Regions from separate parts of the Homo sapiens genome. Here region 2 is linked to region 1. Evidence: read pairs that join two places in POLR2A ChIA-PET (ENCODE). Cell type or tissue: GM12878. All regions are shown on one strand. Each heading gives the region's core, and the rest is flanking DNA. Links, peaks and the distances in the headings are about the cores only. Region 1 holds the start of LOC124906240 (a long non-coding RNA gene). Region 2 overlaps SFMBT1 (Scm like with four mbt domains 1).

Region 1 (8,184 bases), core at 1,125-6,124:
ACCATCAATTCACCCACCCATCCACCCACGTACCCATCCATCAATTCAGCAGATAAACCCAATACCTTGGGCCAGGATCTGGGGGTACAGTTGAGTAATCCAGTTCCTATTTTCATGAGTGCTCAAGTTTGTCTTCAGCTGGGCCAGGCATCTCTGGGATCCTCTGATTGTACCTTATGATGACCACTTGGTGTATCCTCCCAATGAGTCTGTGGTGGGGTAGAGGGTCAGAGAGAGGTTCCTGGACGAGGGGCTCTAAGACCTCTCCAGTGTGGATAACCCTCTCCCACCTGGACAACTGCAATTGCCACTTCCTGAGTCTCCCTGCCCCCTCTATTGCTTCCCATAGAGAGCTTTTTATAGAGCAGATGTGATCACCACTCGCTGACTAAATCCCTACAAATGACATCTTCCATCCTTTGCTCTTGGAACCATGACAGAAGTCCCTCCTATGGCCTCTTCAGCTTCCCCTCATACACCAGGTGCTTCCCTTACTTTCTGGGTTCCAGACACACAGGCTGCTCTCAACTGTGCAAACATAAGCTCTCCTGCCCACATCCTCTGCCTCTGCTGTTCTGCCTGGGGGTGGGGAGGGGGTAAGGGCATGCTGGGCAGACAGTACCCCATCAGAAGACGCGGTGAGTGGCTTTGCCTGATGTCAGAGTAGGGGGCACAATAGGACTGGAGGAGGTTGGAATCAGACTGGGGAGTGCCACAAATGTCAGTGGGGCATGGCATGTGGCCTTGGGGACATGAAAGGAAGTTGTCCTGCCTCCCAGTGCAGGGGTCCCTGGAGAGAGGACTAGAGGCCACGAAGGGCAGTCCAGGGGCAAATGTTTGTCGTCAGAAGAGCCCCCCAGGTGGCTACAGGATGCTAACGGCAGACTGGTGCCTGTTGTTGCTCTAGGGAAGGGGCCACATAGACATGGCTCCCATCTTGAAGGCCTCCTCATAGCCCCAGGGTGAATGTGGCAGAAGGCCAGGCTGGACTGGCTAAAAGGGCCCAGGCCTGAGAAAGGAACCCTCCATGGTGGGCAAGTCCCACCATTCTGTTGAAGCCTGGGTTGGTTGAGGAGCCATATGGCTATTATTATTATTATTATTTTTCTTGAGATGGGGTCTCGCTCCCATCACCCAGGCTGCAGTGGTGCAGTGGTATGATCACCGCTCACTGCAGCCTCGAATTCTCAGGCTCAGGTGATCCTCCCACTTCAGCCTCCAGAATAGCGGGGACTACAGGCATGGGCAATCACACCCGGCTAATTTTTTATTTTTTGCAGAGACAGGGTTTTGCCATGTTGTTCAGGCTGGTCTCGAACTCCTGGGCTCAAGCGATCTGCCCACCTCAGCCTCCCAAAGTGCTGGGATTATAGGTGTGAGCCACTGCCCCCAGCCCACATAGCTTTAAAACAGTCATCTTGAGGTCAGTTTCCACATCTATGCAGTGGGGAGAAGGATCCTGCCATGCGAAGGATGTGAAAAGGCGTCCTCGTTATGGTTTCTGGTCGTCCTCAGGTGTCTCCAGAAGGACAGCTCCAGGTAGTAGCCATGTGAACAGGTTGGGAGGCAGGAGTCGGCTGCCCTCAACCCATAGGCCGGGAGGCCATCTATGTGGGCAAAAGCTAGGTGGACTCTGCCTTCTCCCCATTCCACGTCACCCTGGTCCCTCCTGTCCCTGCCTGGCCCTCCCTCCCCTTTCACGGTAGAAGCCACGCTCTGTGGTGAGGTGTGCACCACCTGTGCTGGCCCGGTCCCCCTCCCCTTCCACCTCATCCAACAGCATCTCCTTCCATCATCTTCCCCAAACTTAGCACACAGTGTCCTGGCTCTAGGCCTGGGCGCATGCTGTTCCCACCACCTGCTGTTCTTGCTCTCCTTTTCCACTGGGCTAACTTCTCTCCATTTTTCAAATCTCAGCTCCCACATTACCTGCAGAAAGCTTTCCCTGCCACCCCCAGGCTTCCTGGTCATCCCCATGTCTCCCTCTGGGCTCCTGCAGCACCTGGCTATTTTCTGGGTGGCAGTTATCACCACAGGCATTGTGTCTGCCATGGTGCCCAATGTGCCCACAGTACTCAGCCCAGGGCCTGGCATAAGCTGGAAAGCACTTGCTGGATGAAAGAGTGAAGAACATGGGCCTATTTCCAACTGTCACAGAAAACACCTGCCCCGCAGGTGCTGGCAGGGCCAGAAAATCAACTGTGACTCCTCTGCTGTTGCACAAATTCAGCAGCCAGTCCAGGGGGTCATGTCCCAGAAGGGTAAGCTCGGGGTGGCACTCCTCTCTCATCCCTGTATGTCAGGGCCACCCCCACAGCAAGTCCCTCTGAGCTACTCTCATGTCACACAGCCCTGGCCCGAGCCCCCTGGAATAGCCTTTACAAAGCGACTCTGCCTGAGATCCCTATCTGCCAAGGAGGCTCGATGGGGAGGCAGCAATGCAGGGAGGAGCGTTTCCGTGTGTTGGGCAAACCTGCTGCTGGTGACCCCTCCCACCAGCCAGTACTTTGACCCTTTTAGAAAGACCCATCCAGCAAATATCCTCTTCTAGCTCAAGACCGGGGAAAGGATGTCTCCCTGATGATCTGGTGTTTTTTAGCAAGCAAATGAGCTCAGTTTCTTCTTTACATTGGCTTCCAGGAAGCTCATAGCAAAGCCTTGTGCTCCATCACTGCTGCAGCTTTCCCTACCCTGATGTCCCTGAGTTCACTATCCTTCTGCTTGGCTCTTTTATCCTTATACTCAGATTTTGGTTTCTTCCTCTTTAAGTTTTGTATTGGTAAGCCATAGACTCATATCCTTTTTTCAGAAGTAGGTGGGGTAATAGTAATTTTTGTTTCTTCTCTGAGACAGGGTCTTGCTCTGTTGCCCAGGCTGGAATGCAGTGGCATGATCATGGCTCTCTGCAGCCATGACCTCCCAGGCTCAAGCGATCCTCCAACCTCAGTCTCCCAAGTAGCTGTGACTACAGGCATGCACCACCATGCCAGCTAATTTTTGTAATTTTCGTAGAGATGGGGTTTCGTCACGTTGCCCAGGCTGGCCTCAAATTCTGGGACTCAATCAATCCTCCGGCCTTGGCCTCTCAAAGTGCTGGGATTACAGGTGTGAGCCACTGCACCCAGCCGTAAATTTTTTAAAGTATATGTTGCCCGTACAGGAATTGGTGGAATCTTTGGGGTGCCTAACCCTGGGGCAAGAACAGGAAAGGAGACCCTCAAGCACAGGATTCAGAGTTGGGACCCAGATCAGCCCCATTAGACTAGAGGTTCCTGGAAACAGGCCCTATTTCCCTGCTGCACCTGGGGCCTCGCCTCTGTGTCTCCTTCAAAGATCCAGTGCTTCCTTACAAGCCAATGAGCAGACAGGCCTGCTCCTCAGCACAGGTGTGAAAATCAAATTGTGTAAAGCAAATCCCATTGCAGAGAAGTCCAAAAGCTCACTGAGAAAGTTTAGGAGTTGGACTAGAAAGAATTCCAACCCAGTTCACTCTATTTTTTTTTTTTTTTTTTTTGTAGTCAAAACTGGTCCAAGAGACCATGAAGCAGACTGAACCTCTGCTCCTGGAGAATGCTCCCAGCCCTGGGCCTCTAGCTGGGGGCCACAGTGACATCTCAAATGGGTGGTTCGAGCTCAGTTTCCTTGTTTGTAAAATGAAGGGGCTGGACTGAAAGCTCAGCATGGGCCTTCCTGGCCATGGGCTCTTGAGAGCTGACAGTGGAAGCTTCTGTGTTCCACGATGCTAAGGTTCAGGATGCGAGGTTGAGGCCCTAGGATTTGGCCACATGGAACTGGAGACACCCACTTCCCAGGCTCACACCACCTTTCTTTATTTGTAATGAGTGGGACTCTTCCTCCCCATGGTGGTCCAGGCCCCAGAAGCGGCCCTGCAGTTGCAGGGGGAAGCCAAGTGTACAGGGTGGGCACAGCTCCTTCCATCAGAACTACAGCTCCACAGACCAGCAGGAAATCTCCACTCCCGGGGGCCCCTCCTGGTAATCCAGCCTGCGCTCTCTGAAATGGAAAGACAGACAGATAGGCAGGTGGTCAGCAAATCTCAGGTGTGGTGCGAAAAGAGGGAGACAGCTGGGGACAGGAACATGGAGGGCAGGGAGTCCTGGCGTCCCTTTAGAATTCCCTCCAGCATAGGCCAACAAGGCCCAGTCACCCAGAGCATTACCCTAGAGAAGCCAGTACGTGAGGTCTCCAGGGTTTAGGCTCTGGGAGTTCAGGGTGTGGACAGGGAGAGGTTCCGACTGTCCCCAACCAACCCCAGGGATCTCAGGGCCCATGTGTTTTCTGTGGGTCTGAGATGGCCATCCATCTTTTGTGGGGTCACTGAAAGCTGGCTTAGACACTTCTACAGCATCAACCTTCCACCGGACTGTGTCTAGTTCCTGGGCAAGGACAGGAGTGGGGCCCTGGAGAGCCTGGCTCCTGGCCTGCCAGTCCCCACCCCACCCCAGCTGGGCTCAGCGGTCTGCTTGTGCCAAGTCACCTGGTGGCAGAGTGGTCATTGCCCTGAACCCTCAGCGTGCGTCTGCCGTCATCTGATGCTGCTGGAGATCCCCAGAGCACCTCCTGGTAAAACTGGCCTGAGATACAAAGGGTGGATCAGTAAGGGTCAGAGACAGAGGAAGCCTGGGAGACACACGCAGGGGAGGGGCGCTGCCTGTTCCCAAGCACAGCTGGTTTCTGAGGAAGGCCTGGGCCCCGGTAATGGGCTCAGTACCAAGGGTCCCTCCAACGTGGCTGGAGAAGCGGTCAGTGTCACGCAGAAGGAGCCGGAGCCCCTCCCCACGGCCATCCCAGAACAACAGGCCGATGGTCACTTTGTCTGGGTCACTGAGCAGCAGGAGACCCGTCTTGTCCATGGTCATCTTCAGGCTGTGGAAAGACCCAGTGTCTTGAGCAGGAAGGTAGAGACGTGTGCACAGAACCTCAGTAGTCAGGGTGGGGAGTGGGCTGGGCTTCCCCTCTTGTCCAGGAAGTCACGGAGTGGCCTTGGGTGGGAAGGCCCTTAAATCTTCTGATTTCAGTTTCCTCATTGGTAAAATAGGACCAAAGTTAACTTAATGATGTCTAGTTTCCCCATCACTTTTTTTTCTTTCTCTTTTTTGGTGGGGCAGGGACAGGGTCTCACTCTGTCCCCCAGGCTGCAGTGCAGTGGTGTGATCTCAGCTCGTTGCAACCTGTGCCTCCTCGGCTCAAGTGATTCTCCCACCTCTACCTCCCAAGTAGCTGGTACTGCAGGTACATGCCACCATGTCCAGCTAATTTTATTTTTAAGAGAGACAGGGTTTCACCATGTTGCCCAGGCTGGTCTCAAACTCCTGAGCTGAAGCAATCTGCCTGCCTCAGCCTCCCAAGGTGCTGGGATTACAGGCGTGAGCCACCGCACCCGGCCTCTGGTTTTCTTAAATTCAGTTTGTCATAAATTAATTTTATATGATTGAAGGAGTTTCTCTGATGCATCCACTCTGTCCCTTTTGTTCTACAGCTGGTGCACTCTCTTTGGATGACTTGTGTTTAATCATGTGTTTAATGTCTAAAGGATAGGCCTCTTCTCATTCTGTCTCCTCAGATTTTTAGTTAAAATAACCCTTGAAATTCTTGCCTTTCTGGTGTTCTCATGAATGTTAGGTTCCTTTGAGCATGTTGAATAAGACCCTGCTGTTACTCAGAGGTTATTTGAAACAAATTTTCCCTAAACATACACTGTTCTATTGCTTCAATTCAATCTAAAATATGTGGGTTTTTTTCTTTTTTCTTTTTTTTTTTTTTTGAGACGGAGTCTCGCTCTGTCGCCCAGGCTGAAGTGCAGTGGTGCAATCTCAGCTCACTGCAACCTCCACCTCCTGGGTTCAAGCGGTTCTCCTACCTCAGCCTCCCGAGTAGCTGGGATTACAGGCGTGCCACCACACCCAGCTAATTTTTGTATTTTTAGTAGAGACGGGGTTTCACCATGTTGGCCAGGCTGGTCTCCAATTCCTGACCTTAGGTGATCCACCTGCGCTGGCCTCCCAAAGTGCTGGGATTACAGGCATGAGCCACCGTGCCCAACCTATTTTTCTTTATGTCTTCTGTAGCTCATGAAACTATTTGGACTTTCTCTCCCTACAATTAATAGGATTTTACTTCTATTTCATTTTCTAGGCATAAAAATGCTATTGATTTTGGTGAATCTACCAGATAGCAAGGAATTTTAGATCTTTTTTTTTTTTCCTTTTTTCGGAGATAGGGTCTCACTCTGTTGCCCAGGCTGGAGCGCAGTGGTGTTAACTCAGCTCACTGCAACCTCCATCTCCCAGCTTCAAGCAATTCTCAGCCTCCTGAGTAGCTGGGATTACAGGTGCCCGCCACCATACCTAGCTAGTTTTTGTATTTTTAGTAGAGACGGGGTTTCACTATGTTGGCCAGGCTAGTCTCAAACTCCTGAGCTCAGGCAATCCACCCACCTTGGCCTACCAAAGTGCTGGGATTACAGGCGTGAGCCACCACACCGGGCGTAGATCTTTTATGAAATTGGGAAGGTTTTTGGGTGAGCCCTTGGATAAGCTGGGTGTGCACTCATCTGTCAAGTGCAAGGGAGTTCCCGCAGAGGGCTTGGTGAGACAGGGCTGGACAAGGCTCTCCATACTTGGAAAAGGGTGAGCTGTGGCACAGGGTGGGGGCTTGGAGGTCACTGCCCACAGAGGACGAGGGCCTCAGCCCTTCCTGGACGCCCCTCGTGATCTGCAAAGCTGGAAGACTGTCCCTGGAAGGCCACTGTGAAGCAGTGAGCTCCCTCACCCAAAAGAGGTGGCCTTCTGCCTCCATTATTCACCAGCTGCTCAGTATTTGAGGCCACTGACTTGTGTCTCCTTAGCAAAGCTCCAAGGATACGCTAAAGAGAATGCTGGTAACATGCTGTCAACAGTGCTCTCCAGCTTCTCACTATTGTCATCAGAACATCACGTCACTATGTAGGCAGCGCTGTCCTGTGGGGTGCTTGGGGGGCACTGTATCATCTGACGGCAAAGTGCTCCCAACTACACTCTCTCATTGGGTTCTCCCCCCAGCCTTCTGACTCTGGGCCAGGATGATTAGTACTGGTTATTGGTGAAGAAACTGAGGCTCAGAGGGACTTAGCTGCCTGCCCAGGGTCACAAGGATTAGCAGCAGAGCTAGCTCCAAACCACACTGTCTCCTGCATGGGATAGTGACCTGGGTTAGGTCCCTGGGACAACTCCTCAGTGCCCTCCGGAGCTGCAGGGGTATATGGCAGGGCTCTTGTCTCTTTGCCCCTCCTGTGAGTGTAGCTGCTCCATTCTCAGGTCCATGGCCTCAGGCCACCTGCTGGTACCATCATCAGCCACTGTAGCCTGAAAGGTCAACCCCTGCCCCGGGCTCCAGCCTGGGCCTTACCCGGGCATCACTGAGAATAGCGTCTCCTTCCACTTGTACGCAGAGCTTCTTCGGTTCCGAGTCACCACCACGTGTTCAGGGGATGCGTGAACCCATACCAGGGGGTTCTTGAAGGTCACTTCGATCCATGAGAACCCAGCCTTCTCCCTCTCATACTGGCCAGTCACCTCAACCCCTGGGAGGACCAGACCAGAGAGGTCATAGCTGGGCCCCAGCCAGGTCTGACACCGACCTGCATGGGGAGTCCCCCCTGATCACACCCCCTGGAGTTCTGCAGCAGCTCCCTCCCTCATCAGGAGGGGTGCCCCTTTCTCAGCACTCCTTCACACTGGGGGCTGGCTCCCACAATCTCTCCACTTGTCCCTTGGTGTCTAAGGCTTTGGAGGGGCCCCTAAATCCTCGGCGACGGCCACCCTCAGTTGAGGCCTTTGAGAATTAACTTGTCTCCAGTCAATAAGCCTTCAGAACGCCCCATGGAGCGCCTGGCCCTGAGCTAGATGCCGCGGCCAAGGGTAAGATGGAGAATTGGTGCTCCCTGCCCTCAGGAAAGACATTCCTAGCCTGAGTGAGGAAGTGGGTGACACATGCATCTGAGGAATGAGAAAGCCATGGATGTCCCTTGGCTTTGAGCGGGGCTGGGCGGTGCGGGGGTGAGCACTGCTGAGTGGAGTGTGTCCCCATGTCTGGTCCAGGATTGAAGGGGCAGGGCCCAGCCAGCACCCCTGTCTCTTCCTGCCATTCCCCTCATCCACACCTTCTAGGTCTCATCTTTTGGGG
Region 2 (8,184 bases), core at 1,326-6,325, 150 kb after region 1:
ACAGTAGTCAAATTCATAGAAACAGAAAATTAAATGGTGGGTGCTAGGGGCTAGGGAAACTGGGGAATGGGGAGTTACTGTTGAACAGGTATACCTTTCCATTTGGAAAGATAAGGAGATGGATGGCAGTGATTACTGCCCAACAATGTGAATGTACTTAATGCCAATAAACTATACACTTAAAAATTGTTAAAACGGCCTGTAATCCCAGCTACTCAGGGGGCTGAAGCAAGAGAACCGCTTGATCCCAGGAGTTCAAGACTGTAGTGTACATGATTGTGCCTGTGAATAGCCACTGCACTCCAGCCTGGGCAATGCTGCAAGACCCCACCGCTTTAAAAAAGGTGAAAGTGGTAAATTTTACATTATGGACATTTTACCACAATAAAAAATTAAAAACATATTGAACATTAACATTTATTAAATATTTATGCTAGGCACATGATTGTTTGTTGTAGTCTTTTCCATAGTTTTAATGTATTTGAAATGTTTTCATTAGAAATACAAGCCAATAATAAAGACAGCTTTGAGGGCAACTTGAAAGTACAGGCCAGCAGAAAGTCAATTTACATTACTAAAACTTAACAAGGCTGGGCATTCGTGGCCCTTAGCAAGGACTCTAGGTCCTTAAATAGCATGTTAATTTAAAAATAAAAAATAAGTAACAATTAAAATGATGAATCACTCAACTAAAATCTCTCACACAATGCTGAGAAGAAACAAGACTAATGATGTGATGAGATGATGAGCAAGATATATGAGAGTTTATTAAAGAAATAAATGCATAATCCTTAAATATATGAAAATGTGCAAATTTTGTTTTAAGAGAAATGCAAATTAAAACGACAGAGATATCAGATTGAAAAGAATTCCAAAGTGTGACAAGCCTCAATGGTGAGGCTGTAAACAGGTAAAGCATAATGACACAACCTCTGTGGAAGAAAACTTGGCAATATCCAACAAAATTACATATGTATTTACCTTTTGATCCAGCAATCCCACTTCTAGGAATCTATCCCAAAGATATGCTGGCAAAAATACAAAAAGACATTTGTACAAAGCCATTCATTGTAGCACTATTTGTAATACCAAGACTGGAAATAACCCTGACGTCCATCAATAAGGAAATGGTTGAATAAATATGGTATATGTATTCAGTACAGGTTGCTGTAAAGCAATGAGAACAATCTCTATATACTGATGTGGAATAATCTCCAAAATATACTGTTAAGAGTAACCACACTACCAAACAGTATTTTTTTTTGTATCCCTATTTTTTGTATAAGATGGGAGAGAGGCCAGGCGCAGTGGCTCATGCCTATAATACTAGCACTTTGGGAGGCCGAGGTGGGTGGATCACATGAGGCCAGGAGTTTGAGAGGAGCCTGGCCAACATGATGAAACCCCATCTCTACTAAAAATACAAAAATTAGCCAGGTGCATGGTGGCACGTGCCTGTAATCCCAGCTACTCAGGAGGCTAAGGCATGAGAATCGTTTGAACCCAGAGGCAGGGGTTGCAGTGAGCCGAGGTTGTGCCACTGCACTACAGCCTGGGTGACAGAGCAAGGCTCCCTGTCTCAAAAAAAAAAAAAAAAGGAGAGGGAGATGTGAGTATGAGGATATATGTATATACACTCACATATATTAGTTTATATTTTTAAAAATGAACAACAGGAGAATAAATTAAAAAGTAATAAAACTGGCTATATATATGGAAAAAGAGAAAGAATTAGTAATATCAGGTTGAAGTTATTTTATTTTATTTTATTTTATTTTATTTTTGAGATGGAGTTTCACTCTGTCACCCAGGCTGGAATGTGGTGGTGCGATCTCGGCTCACTGCAACCTCCACCTCCTGGGTACAAGAGGTTCTCTTGCCTCAGCCTTCCTAGCAGCTGGGATTACAGGCGCATACCACCATGCCCAGCTGATTTTTTGTATTTTTAGTAGAGATGGGGTTTTACCATGTTGGCCAGGCTGGTCTCAAATCCCTGACCTCAGGTGGTCCGCCCGCCTCGCCCTTCCAAAGTGCTGGGATTACAGGCATGACCCACCGCCCGGCCAATTTTGACTTTAGAAATATGCAGGCTCATTATACAATTTAGAAACAATTAAATTGAAATTAAAAAAATTCTATAAATTTCAAATAAACTGAAACACATGAGCTAACTGTTGGTGGGAAAACCACAAGAAAACAGGATTCCTTTAAGTAATGTTATTTATTTTTATTTGTTTTTGAGACAGGGTCTTGCTCTGTCACCCAGGCTGGAGTGCTGTGGTGCAATAAAAGCTCTCTGAAGCCTCAACCACCCTGGCTCAAGCAATCTTCCCACCTCAGACTCCCAAGTAGCTGGGACTACAGGTACATGCCACTGCACCTGGCTAATTTTTTTTTTTCTTTTTGGTAGAGACAGGGTCTCCCTATGTTGCCCAGACTGGTCTTGAACCCCTGGGCTCAAGCAATCCTCCTGCCTTTGCCTCCCAAAGTGCTGGATTACAGGCGTGAGCCACCGGGTCTGGCCTATGCCATATTAAAATACAATACTCTGACTATAAACACCAGTGGAATATATTTAAAAGCAAAAACTATAAAGAAATCTTAAACTGCACACTGTGGTTGATATCTAAAATGTTGGTATTATTATTTTAAAATAATTAGAGGACTTCTATAGGATAAAAACAAAGAATAATATTACCATCATTAGCAAACAAGACATTTCTAAAAGGGAAGAGATACAAGCATAAAATCAAAGAAGAAAAAACTTTGTAACCCTGTTTTATTTTTGTTTGTTTGTTTTGTTTTTTTGAGATAGAGTTTCCCTATATTGCCCCAGCTGGCCTTGAATTCCCAGGCTCAAGCCACCTCAGCCTCCCAAGTAGCAGGACTACAAGTGCATGCCACTGTGCCCAGCTAAAACCCTGTACTTTTAAATTTACATTGTAAGTATCAATGTAAAACCATTATTTTCTTTACTTTTCAAAAGATGTGTATTTTCATGGCTGGGCATGGTGGCTCACACCTGTAAATCCCAGCAATTTGGGAGGCTGAGGCAGGAAGATCACTTGAAGCCAGGAGTTTGAAACCAGCCTGGGCAACATAACATAGCAAGACCCCATCTCTACAAAAATTAAAAAATTGCTGGGGATGATGGCATGTGCCTGTGTTCCCAGCTACTTGGGAGGCTGAGGTGGGAAGATCACCTGAACTTAGGAGTTTGAGGCTGCAGTGAGCCATGATCATGCCACTGTACTCCACCCTGGGTGACAAAGCAAGATTTTGTCTCTAAAAAATAGAAAATAATTTTAAATGTGTATTTTCTAGCTATGTCTGTAAGTAAGGCCTAGAATAAATGACAACCTAGTATCAAATTAGCACTCCAGCACCCAGATTGTGGTCTCTAAATATCATACCTACTTTAAAGAAAAAAAAAGCTCCTCAGAGAAACAGCGGATTGCAAGTTTGGGGGGCAGGATATGTTCAGGAGGTACTTGGGAATCTTACTGGTCCAGAAAGCAAGGACTAACTGTATCAAAGGTACATGACGTCACATCAGAAGAACACAGGAACCAGTCTGAAACAACTCTTGCTGCTCTAGAATTTGATCATCAAATGAATGATGACAGCAATACATTCAAACTCATCAAATGTATACATATACATATACGTACTTAAATACATGAGTTAATAATATTTAACACAAAGGAAAAATCAACTTCTGAAATGGCAGAATGATTATTGCAGTGAACCCACTCTCCCATAAAAGAACCAAAGGACTGGCTAACCAATGAAAATCATCATTTCAAAGTCCTAAAATTAACCAAAGGCAGAGAACAAGCTAAAAAGCATCAATTCAAGATAAGCCACTAAACCTCAGTTAGAAGAGCAAAATGCGACATTTTAGGTTGAGACTATTCCCTTCCCTCTTCCTTCTCCAGCTCAAAAATAAAATTTTAGAGCTGAAAATAACCCAATTAATTAAAAAAAAACCCTCTATGGATAAGTTCAACAGCAGAATGAAGCAGACAAGAAAGAATGAGTAAAATTGAAGACAAAACAACAGAAAAAACCCAATCTAAACAACAGAGAGAAAACATTAAAAAAAAAAATGAAGAGAGTCTGAGGGACCTGTGGGACAATAAGATAAGCTTAAACCCAAAAAATATATACACCAGACTCAAACTTCCAAAAACTAAAGGCAAAAAAAAAAAAAATCTTAAAATTAACAACAGAGAAACCTCTCTTTTAAAGCAAAGCGTTGCGGGTGGGAGGTGGGAGAGTGTCCAATGACAGCAGATTTCTCATCAGAAACCATGGAGGCCAGAAAGAAGTAGCACAATTATTTTCTGAGAGCTGAAAGAAATGAGCTTTCAACCCAGGATTCCATATCCAGCAAAAATATCCCTCAACAATGAATGGGGAAATCAACATATTCTCAAATGAAATGAAATGAAGACAATCTGTCACTACTAGACCTCCTTTAAAAAAAAGACTAACGGCCGGGTGCGGTGGCTCAGGCCTGTAATCCTAGCACTTTGGGAGGCCGAGGCGGGCAGATCACAAGGTCAGGAGATCGCGACCATCCTGGCTAACACGGTGAAACCCCGTCTCTACCAAAAATACAAAAAATTAGCCGGGCGTGGTAGCAGGCACCTGTAGTCCCAGCTACTCGGGAGGCTGAGGCAGGAGAATGGCGTGAACCCGGGAGGCGGAGCTTGCAGTGAGCCGAGATCCCGCCACTGCACTCCAGCCTGAGCGACAGAGCAAGACTCCGTTTCAAAAAAAAAAAAAAAAAAAAAATAGGACTAAAGCCGGCGCGGTGGCTCACGCCTGTAATTCCAGCACTTTGGGAGGCCGAGGCGGGCGGATCACGAGGTCAGGAAATCGAGACCATCCTGGCTAACAGGGTGAAACCCCGTCTCTACTAAAAATACAAAAAATTTGCCGGGCGTGGTGGCGGGCGCCTGTAGTCCCAGCTACTCGGGAGGCTGAGGCAGGAGAATGGCGTGAACCCGGGAGGCAAAGCTTGCAGTGAGCCGAGCCGAGATGGCGCCACTGCACTGCAGCCTGGGCGACAGAGCAAGACTCCCGTCTCAAAAGAAAAAAAAAAGGACTAAAGCCGGCGCGGTGGCTCACGCCTGTAATCCCAGAACTTTGGGAGGCCGAGACAGGTGGATCACAGGGTCAGGAGATCGAGACCATCCTGGCTAACACAGTGAAACCCCGTCTCTACTAAAAATACAAAAAGTTAGCCAAGCGTGGTGGTGGGCGCCTGTAGTCCCAGATACTTGGGAGGCTGAGGCAGGAGAATGGTGTGAACCCAGGAGGCGGAGCTTGCAGTGAGCCGAGATCACGCCACTGCACTCCAGCCTGGGTGACAGAGCGAGACTCAGTCTCAAAAAAAAAAAAAAAAAAAAAAAGACTAAAGAAAATTCTCTAAATAGAAATGAAGTGACAAAAGAGAGAATCTTGGAAAATCAGGAAAAGAATAAATGACAACATAAAGAGTAAAAATACTGAAAAATATAATAAATTTTCCTTCTCTCAAGTGTTCTAAATTATATGTTTGACAGTTTAAACAAAAATGTTAAGCATGTCTGATGTGGTTCTCAAAATATGTAGAGAAAATATTTAAGGCAATTATAAATAAAAGAGGGTAAAGAGAAGTAAAAGTAGGTAAGATTTCTATACTTCACTTTAATAAAATGAAGATTGTGATAAGTTATATATATATATATATACTATAATACCTAAAGTAACCACCAATAAGTGCTACAAGAGGATATACTCAAAAACACTACAAATCAAAATGGAATTCTAAAAAAAAGTTCAAGTAACCCACAGGAAAGCAGAGGGAAAAAAAGAACACAGGAGCCAGTCTGAAAGAAATCTCACTGCTCTAGAGAAACAAACAAACAAAAGCAGAAAAAATAAATAAGCAAAAAAGGCAGACTTGAATCCAAACATATCAATAATTACATTAAGTATAAATGGTATACATACATCCTATAAGGCCAAAATTTTTAAAAATTAGTGTATGCTGTGTCAAGAACCTTATTTCAAATATAATTATACAGGCATGTTGAAAAGAAAAGGATGAAAAAGATATACCATGCAAATGTTAATAAAAGAAAGCTGGAATAGGTAAATCCTAGAGACAGAAAGTAGATTATGGATGTCAGAGTCTGGGTGGAAAAGGAAATGATGGCTAATGGTTTGTTGTGATGGAATGTTCTGGAATTAGATAGCAGTGATGGTTGGAAAACTTTGTGAATAGACTAAAAACCTCTGAATTATGTACTCTAAAAGGGTTGATTTTATGGTATGTGTATTGCATCTCAAAAAACATATTTCAATAAAGTTTTTTGAAAAACCTCAACAAAAAAACCAATCTTTATTAATTAAAAATAAACCAATTGATAATGAGCCAAAGACATGAAGAGACATTTCACTGACGAGGATATGCAGATGCCAAGTAGGAACATGTAAAGATGTTCAATATCACTGGCGGCCATGAGGGAGGTACAAATTAACACCAGGATGAGCTGTCACTACCCACCTATCAGAATGGCTTAAACAAAAGTAATGACAACACCAGATAGCAGTGAGGATGTAGAGAAACTAGAACTCTCATATACTGCTGGTGAGAATGTAAAATGGCACAGCCACTCTGGAGCATAATTTTGCAGTTTTCTTTACTAAATATGATCTAGTGATTGTGCTGCTGGGTATGTACCCCAGAAAAATAAAGTATTATATACACAATTGTTAATAGCAACTTATGTGTTGGTAAGAGCCAAAAACTGGAAACAACCAAAATGTACTACAATAGATGAATGGTTAACCAAACTGCAGTACATTCATGACTGCTCCTCCACAATAAAAAGGAACAAACTGTCAATATACGCGAGAGCTTGGATGGATGTCAAGGGCATTATTAAAGCCCATCTCAAAAAGCCATGTACTGTGTTATTCTATTTATGTAACATTCTTTAAATGACAAAATTACAGAGATGGAGAACAAATTAACAGTTGCCTGGGATTAGGGAAAGTCAGGGGAAGGAGGATAGGTGTGGGAGCTCTTTGTGGTGATGGAATAGTTCTGTATTTTGACTGAGGGGATGGTTCCAGGAATCTACACATGTGACAAAATGACATAGAATTGCACATTCTTTATACTAACATCAATTTCCTCAGTTTTATATCATATTATAGTAACTAATGAGAGAAACTGGGTGAAAGGAACATGAAATATGTCAGTAAGTACTATCTTTGCAAACTCCTGTGAATGCATAATTACTTCAAAATAACTAGAAAGTAATCATCAAAATTTTAATGCTATTTTAAAAAAGAAGTCTGTTCAAAACAGTTTCTTTTTTTTTTTTTTTTTGAGAAGGAGTCTCGCTCTGTTGCACAGGCTGGAGTGCAGTGGCGCGATCCTGGCTCACTGCAAGCTCTGCCTCCTGGGTTCACACCATTCTCCTGCCCGAGTAGCTGGGACTACAGGCACCCGTCACCACACCCAGCTAATTGTTTGTATTTTGTTTAGTAGAGACGGGGTTTCACCGTGTTAGCCAGGATGGTCTCGATCTCCTGACCTCGTGATCTGCCCACCTCGGCCTCCCAAAGTGTTATGATTACAGGTATGAGCCACCGCGCCCGGCCTTGTTCATAACAGTTTCTTATTTTTTCAGCAAACATTATTAGTAGCCCCTAGTGCCAGGTTCTCTGAGAGGTACAGAAGATGGCAATGAAAAACAACTTAAGACTTCAAAGAGCTTCCAGTTCAGTGGTAGAGAAACAGACAATATAACACAGGCAAGTAATATAATTGTGCATCCTAGAGAATAAATTCTGAGAATAAAACCAATACCTGCATCAAGCTGCTGCTCCCCGTTCATTTCCACAGCATATAGGCAGGCTATATCCTCCCAAAACAAAGGAAAGGCCTATGGTTCTGCTAGGATCTGAAGATTACTTGCAGGTTTCAAGCATCTGTTCAATGGGTATCCACGGGTCCAAATGAAAGTGCTGAAAAATGAAAAAGAACACATTAAACAGCCTGAAGCCCAAGTGTGCTCACTCACTCATCAAACAGGGCACTCGACTGGTTGAGAGATGACATAAGACAAAAACATACTGGCAGAATAGATAGGACTGGAGGAAAAAATTGATACCTTTTCT

Evidence for each region. ChIA-PET counts read pairs that join two places held together with the same protein. Peaks named below come from ENCODE experiments on the same cell type or tissue, not always from the same donor. Only the 100,000 strongest peaks of a DNase experiment are listed, where the experiment ranks them.
Region 2: POLR2A ChIA-PET joins it to region 1 with 11 read pairs; 2 of 35 experiments call an interaction of 5 or more read pairs at or near these places.

What each region holds. Positions count from the first base shown.
Region 1 is chr3:52,809,477-52,817,660 of GRCh38, forward strand. It overlaps ITIH4 (inter-alpha-trypsin inhibitor heavy chain 4), which reads right to left. Exons shown (of 24, transcript NM_002218.5): 21 at 7,408-7,582; 22 at 4,733-4,887; 23 at 4,499-4,595; 24 at 3,486-4,014. The coding sequence ends at 3,945. It overlaps LOC124906240 (a long non-coding RNA gene), which reads right to left and starts at 1,144. Exons shown (of 2, transcript XR_007095911.1): 1 at 66-1,144. In GM12878, for the core only: no CTCF peak of the experiment used is centred there; no DNase peak of the experiment used is centred there.
Region 2 is chr3:52,961,228-52,969,411 of GRCh38, forward strand. It overlaps SFMBT1 (Scm like with four mbt domains 1), which reads right to left. Exons shown (of 21, transcript NM_016329.4): 2 at 7,874-8,031. The coding sequence starts at 7,901. Among named protein-coding and RNA genes, the nearest start is that of STIMATE-MUSTN1, 68 kb to the left of the region's middle. In GM12878, for the core only: no CTCF peak of the experiment used is centred there; no DNase peak of the experiment used is centred there.